2 separate regions of the Mus musculus genome follow, and region 1 is linked to region 2. A link is a contact called in ENCODE Hi-C or POLR2A ChIA-PET data. All regions are on one chromosome and are shown on one strand. The core of a region is the stretch at or near the end of the contact, and the rest is flanking DNA. Distances in the headings are between cores, read along the strand shown. Region 1 holds the start of Rgs19 (regulator of G-protein signaling 19). Region 2 holds the start of Ppdpf (pancreatic progenitor cell differentiation and proliferation factor).

Region 1 (3,208 bases), core at 450-2,949, 510 kb before region 2:
TGTCTCTTAGAGATTTGCTAAGTGAAAATTTTCATCTACTTTGTAAAGTCATACCACTGTTTCACCCCTTCTGACCGTGCATTTCTTCCTGAGGGTTACTGGAATATGCCTAAGGTCATTGCAGTCAGTGTCCCACACAGCGAGTAACCCACATAAGCACTTCAGAACAGGGCTGAGAACAAAGACAAAGCACTCCAATGACACAGGAGCGCCACACCAAATGTCAGACCAACTTAAGAGCACCTCTGGATCTGTATACCAGTGAGGGACTAGGTGTACAGAGGCAGCTAGGAAAGCCGGCATAGGATCCCTCTGTCTGAAGGAAATCTTGCAGGAATACAAAACCTGTGCCCCACGCACCATCAGGTGGGGCTTGTGAGGACCTAGGGGCACTGCTCTCAAGCAGAGTTTATTGGGCTCCAGTTCAATTCCCGCTGGCATCGCGTGTTCAGTGCTCCTGCTCTCCTTCCTGGGTTTAGAGGCATTCTCTGTGCTTAGGGAAAGATGCTAATTGTGTGGTAAGCAGATGTAAGGTGGCAGAGAACAGGTAGACAGGCAGGTAAAAGGAATTAAGAGGAAAGCATACTGACTTCTACCCACGGTCATGCCCACACCAAACACTGCAGAATCAGGTTTGGTTTGTGGCCTCCATCAGGTACTCATCCATGTCTACTGGGCCTCCATGTTCTGACCTGTGTCTACCTTAGGAATATTATCTAAACTAAAGTAACTTCCTGTTCAGATGTGCTTAGCCTCTACCTTACTTAGGAAGCCGCCAGCGTGGCAGCCAAAGGGTTCTGTGGTCAACTCATAAAGCCCCCCTCAGAGCCTGGGAGTCTCTCACCCATTGTTCTCTCTTCATCCTGGACCCCTCAGCATCATGGCAACATCCTGTCTCCTCACCTTTCACCCCATCCCTTTCTTGCCTGTCTCCCATTCTAGTCCACTGCAGTCAGTTCAGTTAGTCTGCCTCTGCCCCACTGCCTGAAGAACTCATGTGAAGGATCTCCTTTGCATCCCTGACTTAATATGTATGATGTAGTATGTGAGCATTAACAACTTGTGTGACTGTGTGTCCTGTGCTGGAACCACGAGCCCCAACGGACCACTATGAACACTGGCCCAAAGCATGCTGGGATAATGAACTAACTCAATTTTATACCCAATGACAAAGGATCTGAAGAGTTGACCAAAGAGCAAGGCCATTTGTGGTAAAGGCTATCTTGGAGCAGTTTGAGAGTTCAGAAGGGACTCAACCAGGCCCCAGAAACATTCGGGGTGATTTGATGTAAGAACTTGCTTTACGCTGCAGTCCCTGAACCTCCCTTTCGGGCAAAGTTCGAATGCAGAGTGACAGACTCTTAATGCTACGTTACAGACTAGCCTCAGAAAGGCGAAGAGTCGGACCAGACGGGGCAGTACCACAGGCCAGTCCTTCCCACAGGCCTCTTCTAATCCTGGCGAGCCAAGTAGCACACAGGGCTCAGCTCTGGTGTTCAACATAAAGGTTGGGAAAACCCAGCTAACAAGAATGGAGCGCCGGCTCAATCCACTCTCTGTACGACTCACCCCTCAGGGTCACCATGCCACGCTACCGCGGGACGACACGCCAGCCGCGGGTGGGGCACAGGAGCCGCCGCGGGGCGGGGCACTGCGGGCGAGCAAGCGCTGGGGCTCGAGGAAGTCCCGGCCCCTCTCTTTGGGGAAGTACCGCGGAGGCGCCTGCGCACTGCGCCCCCTCCCCGGCGACCAGCAGGACTTCGGAGCGCGCGGGCGGCGTGACTCGGGGACGCGGCGGTGAGTGCTGCGCCGGACCGTGGACGGGCCCTGGCGATATAGATGCCGGCTCTGTTCCCGGACTTCAGTGACCGGTCCACGTGGATCTAGGTCGCAGTAGGACCAGACCCACCCCTTGCGCGTGGGGGAGGGAGAGCCGCAGCAAGGTTCCCCTTTTTCTTCAGCTCAGAGCGTTGAGAAGTGATTGCTCAAAGGTGGGGGCCGGAAGAACCCAGGTTTCCGCGTCTCCTGCCCGCTAGCTTGGTGGGGAGGGGCCAGACGAGACTCCCGACCTGCCACCTTACCCACCCTTCGAGTTGGGTCCGCTAGCAGTTGGCCCGGTGAGCCATAAGGGTGAATGCTGCATCCTCGGCCCCATCTGAGCGGGGACTCCGTGAGCCTTTCTACCTCGTGCCCGGGAGTACGTCTTGCTGTCTGACTTAAATCCCTACTGCTTTAGAGCACGCCCCTTCGGCAGCCAGGGTGGGGCCCAGTCCGAACCTGGCCCTCCCGCCCCCATCTGCCTTTAGGTCGCTGGTGAGTTGGGCGCCATGGCGAATTCCTTAAGAAAGGGGTGGGGGCGCCAGAGACAGCAAGAGGGACCGTGAAGGGGAGACCAGCCTTCCAGACAACCCCACCTGCAAAAAAGCAGGAACTGGGTGGGGGCCTACCATTCCACAGGTGGGCTTGGGCAGCTGGGTTCGCCATGGTGAGAGGCCGGCCCTGCCATGGAGGTATAGGTAGGACAATGACAGTGTTGGATGGAAGTGAGAACGGATCCGGTCAGTCCTCCTCCCAAAGGTTATGACTTTTTTCCTGGAATTTTTTTGGTCTGGGTGGGCTTGGGCATTCTTTTTGCTTCTGTAGAGCAACACTGACAGCCATTCACCAGAGAGCTTCTATCCCCAGAGACCAGATTTGCTGAATCTGGCCTCTTAGCATAGACTTGGGAGGCCAATACCTGGGAGGCTTGGGGAGGAAAGGAACCCTCCAATAGGCATGTGGAGCAGGACAACCCTGATTCAGACTCTAGGCTCTCCTTGCCCAGAAAGGAGGCAGTAGTGAAGAGCACCCTGGACGACATGGGTGGTCCCAACTGACCTTTGATGGGTGCAAGGAGCTAGAAAAAGGGGCAGGGCACCCAGCGTACAGACCCCATGTCCAGTCGGCTGACTGGAGATGGACCCCATGAGGAATGGTCTCTACAGGGTGACAGGTGAGGGATGATTTTGAACAGCATGGAGACCTCAGGCTACCCCACCCCTTTTCCCTAGAAACTCAACTGCTGGAAAGTACAACCCAAGCTACTTGTGTGTCCTGATTCGCTTGCTTGGAGACTTGAGAACCCACCATCTCAGAAAGCCTCAGGTGGTGAAGCTGCCCAGTATACAGAGATCAGACAGAAAGAGGACTAAAAGGCCTCTTCTGAATG
Region 2 (2,868 bases), core at 275-2,774:
AGCCGTGCAGCAAGTAGTGGGGAGGGCCTGACCCAAGATCACCCACCAGGTTCCTGTGTAGGAACTGAGAGCTCCCAAACTCAGCCAGAGGCCCAGCTTCCCCTGGACTGTCTACCTGGGGCCAGGCCCACTTGAGAGGGTATCTCACCAGATGCAGGGGTATCACTGGGAAGGGTCTCAAGGAGCTGTCAGGAAAGCCTGGGAGCAGTATAGCATCCAGCAGGAAGCAAGGCTGGATTCAGTAATGTTTCAAACATACCAGGGGAGGGTGGCTGCTGTGAGTTTATTTTCTGCTTTGTGCCAAGACACAGTTATGGGGTCAGGAAAGTTCAGTGCTGTGAACCAAGAGGGGGCTCTCTCCAGCTTCTACTGGTTTCTCTTGTTCAGCCTTCCTAGTTTACAGGGAGGGTCGAGAGGGTAGGCACTGGCCTAGCACCACTTCAGCTTGGGCAGGCTGCAGATTCTGATAGGTCAGGAAAGGTCCCTGGGGTTGGTCTGGCCAGAATGGATGACTGGCTGCTGCTTCATGGTTTCAGGAGTCAGGCCACAGGTCATCGGGCTTCTGGAGACCTGGGGGGATTCTGCCGAGCTGTAAGGAGAGCATAGGTCACTGGGTCGGCATTTGCTTTAATTGGGGCCACCCCCACAACCACATGGAAGATGGACTCACCGCTCAGGAGACTCCAACACTGTAGTCATGAACGGGAGTGTGGATTTCCCGAAAAAGAAGCTGGCCCACCAGTGGCCCGGGTCGGCTTTGGGAAGACCTGAGGAGCAAAGGAGGGTCACGATGGGGTCAAGTCCTTCTCCACGCTACCCATCCCCCACCCCACTCCGCCTTAGGACGTGAACTCTGCCCTTCCGCTGGCTGGTTCTGCACTTACCCGGGGACTGGAGCACGGCGTCCCCAGGGTACTCGGCACTTCCGCCGGAGCTGCTGCTGGACGAGGAGCCCAGGCGTCCTGGGAAGGGGAGGCGGGTCAGCCACAGGGCCCTGGGCCAGCCCTGGGCGGGGCTGGCGAGGGGCTACTTACGCCGATAGTAGTCATGGGTAGCCACGAGCGAGCCGCTGGAAGGGATGGCTGCCATGCTTCAGGACCGAGGCGCTGCGGAGACGAGAGCAGAATGTGGGCCCTGGTCACCGCACACCGGAGGGTTCCCCGAGTCTCCCGGGTCCTGACAGTGCCAGGTTTCCAAGCGGCTCCAACCAGCCCGGTCCGGCTGCGTGGTGAGACAAAGGGGCTTTGTCTGCTCCTGGCCCCAAGAAGACGCGCCTCCCCCACCCCACCGCCGGCTGCCTTCGTCACTGCCCTCACCTCGGCGGAGAACCCCTTCCTTGCAGGCTTCGTTTTTAGGCCACCAGGGCGCTAGGCCGCGGAGCCCATTTGCAAAGATAACCCACGAAACACCACTTTAGGACCCACGCGCGCTATGCGCACGCGCGTACTTAGTAGCTTTCCTGCACCGCAAAAGACGCACCACTGGGAGGCGGGGCGCGCGTCAAAGCCCCTCCCGCTTCACAGCGGGCCCACCCATGAGACTTTTGAGCTCCCCTGATAGACCAGAAGTAGCACGAAGTGGTCCCGCCCTTCCCTATTAGACTCCACCCCGAGCGGAGCAAGAATCCACCCTACCTTCTGCAATGCTAGGTTCTGCAAAGTTCCACATTGGCCCTAACCTCCTTGATCAAACATCTGTGGTTTCGCTCCAGTCGAAACCAGCTCTGCTGCTTTTTTCCTGCCTGGTTCGGACTCGAACCCGGATAGAAGAGGTTAAAGAATCTCATGTGCCCCTCAGTCTGTGCCACCCTCTCGGATGTGGTCTCATGTAGTACAGCCTGTTTGGTGTTCTTGTTCCCTTTACTTGGGGCTGCCCGCTGCTTTCGCTGGTCCCCGCAGGCTTTATTTTCCACGTACCTCACTCCGACCCTTGACTGAGTGGATCTGTTTAACATAAGTAAGCACAAGCTGTTGCCGCGCACCTCCCTACCATCGCAATCTCTGTTTTCTGGGCTCACTGGATGGTGCCTGGAGCCCCCAAGCGGTCCTGTAGGGAATAGCCTGCCCTTGGTAAGCTGAGGAGCTGTCTGTCTTTCAAGTCCTGACTCGCATTGTTGTTCATCATTCCCAACCTGTGTTCTGTTTGGAGAGGAGTGATGGAAGACAGACGAAGCCTTGGGGTCAGAGAGAGCTCTAACAGAGACAGTCTCTAGTAGCTTCCATTGTTGGTCGGAGACTCATGTTTGGGGGGAATCAAGTTAGGGCTGGCCAGCATGCCCTGCCCACCCTTCCCTTCCTCAGCAGCCTGTGTTCTGTCAGACCGAGAGGATCATGAGCCAGCTTCGTGCAGCATGCTTCTCCTATAACCAAAGATGCTGGACTTCATTGGAGGCTCAGGGAGAACCGACTAGGCTGAGGCTAGTAGGATCCCAGGAGGAGGCTCTTGTGTCGCCGAAGTCTCAAGGCTGCTTGGCTGGGACCCTTTGCTTGGATTTGTTGAGACCTACTCTGTGCAAGCATTGATCCAGGCTCGGGAAAACCAGACAAGAAATGGTCCAGTAGGGGTGCTGGTTTAGAGATCATAAAGGAGATGGGTAAGGTGTAATGAAAAAGAGGTGGGGGCAGTTGACATGACAGCAGTACAAGTGAGTAAGGCCACTGATAAGGACCGTCCTGGTGACACCAGGAGGGTGAGACTTCTGTCTTCATAGTGTTATGTACTTCAGATTCTATGACTTACCCTGAACTGTCCTGGTCAAGTACATGGGCATCTCCAGTGGTTATTAGCTATTTCCTGTAGTGAAAATTCCCTCTGAAAAGAAAGTAAAGGATATATGCCTAGTTCTATTGCATCTTCTTATGCCTGCTC

The links. Hi-C counts contacts between places; a loop is a spot of excess contacts on that map. ChIA-PET counts read pairs that join two places held with the same protein, here RNA polymerase II (POLR2A).
Region 1: a loop to region 2 is called in a map of v-Abl transformed pro-B cells, with 2.4 times the contacts of the local background. The contact joins the promoter of Rgs19 here to the promoter of Ppdpf in region 2. A Hi-C loop is called at or near these places in 1 of 37 maps with a recorded cell type or tissue (v-Abl transformed pro-B cells). POLR2A ChIA-PET finds 5 or more read pairs at or near these places in 1 of 5 experiments (Patski).

What each region holds. Positions count from the first base shown.
Region 1 is chr2:181,692,468-181,695,675 of GRCm38, reverse strand. Rgs19 (regulator of G-protein signaling 19) reads left to right here and starts at 1,699. Exons shown (of 6, transcript NM_026446.4): 1 at 1,699-1,797.
Region 2 is chr2:181,185,903-181,188,770 of GRCm38, reverse strand. Ppdpf (pancreatic progenitor cell differentiation and proliferation factor) reads right to left here and starts at 1,524. Exons shown (of 5, transcript NM_001356427.1): 1 at 1,317-1,524; 2 at 1,035-1,106; 3 at 885-962; 4 at 671-767; 5 at 267-589. The coding sequence starts at 1,089. The coding sequence ends at 472.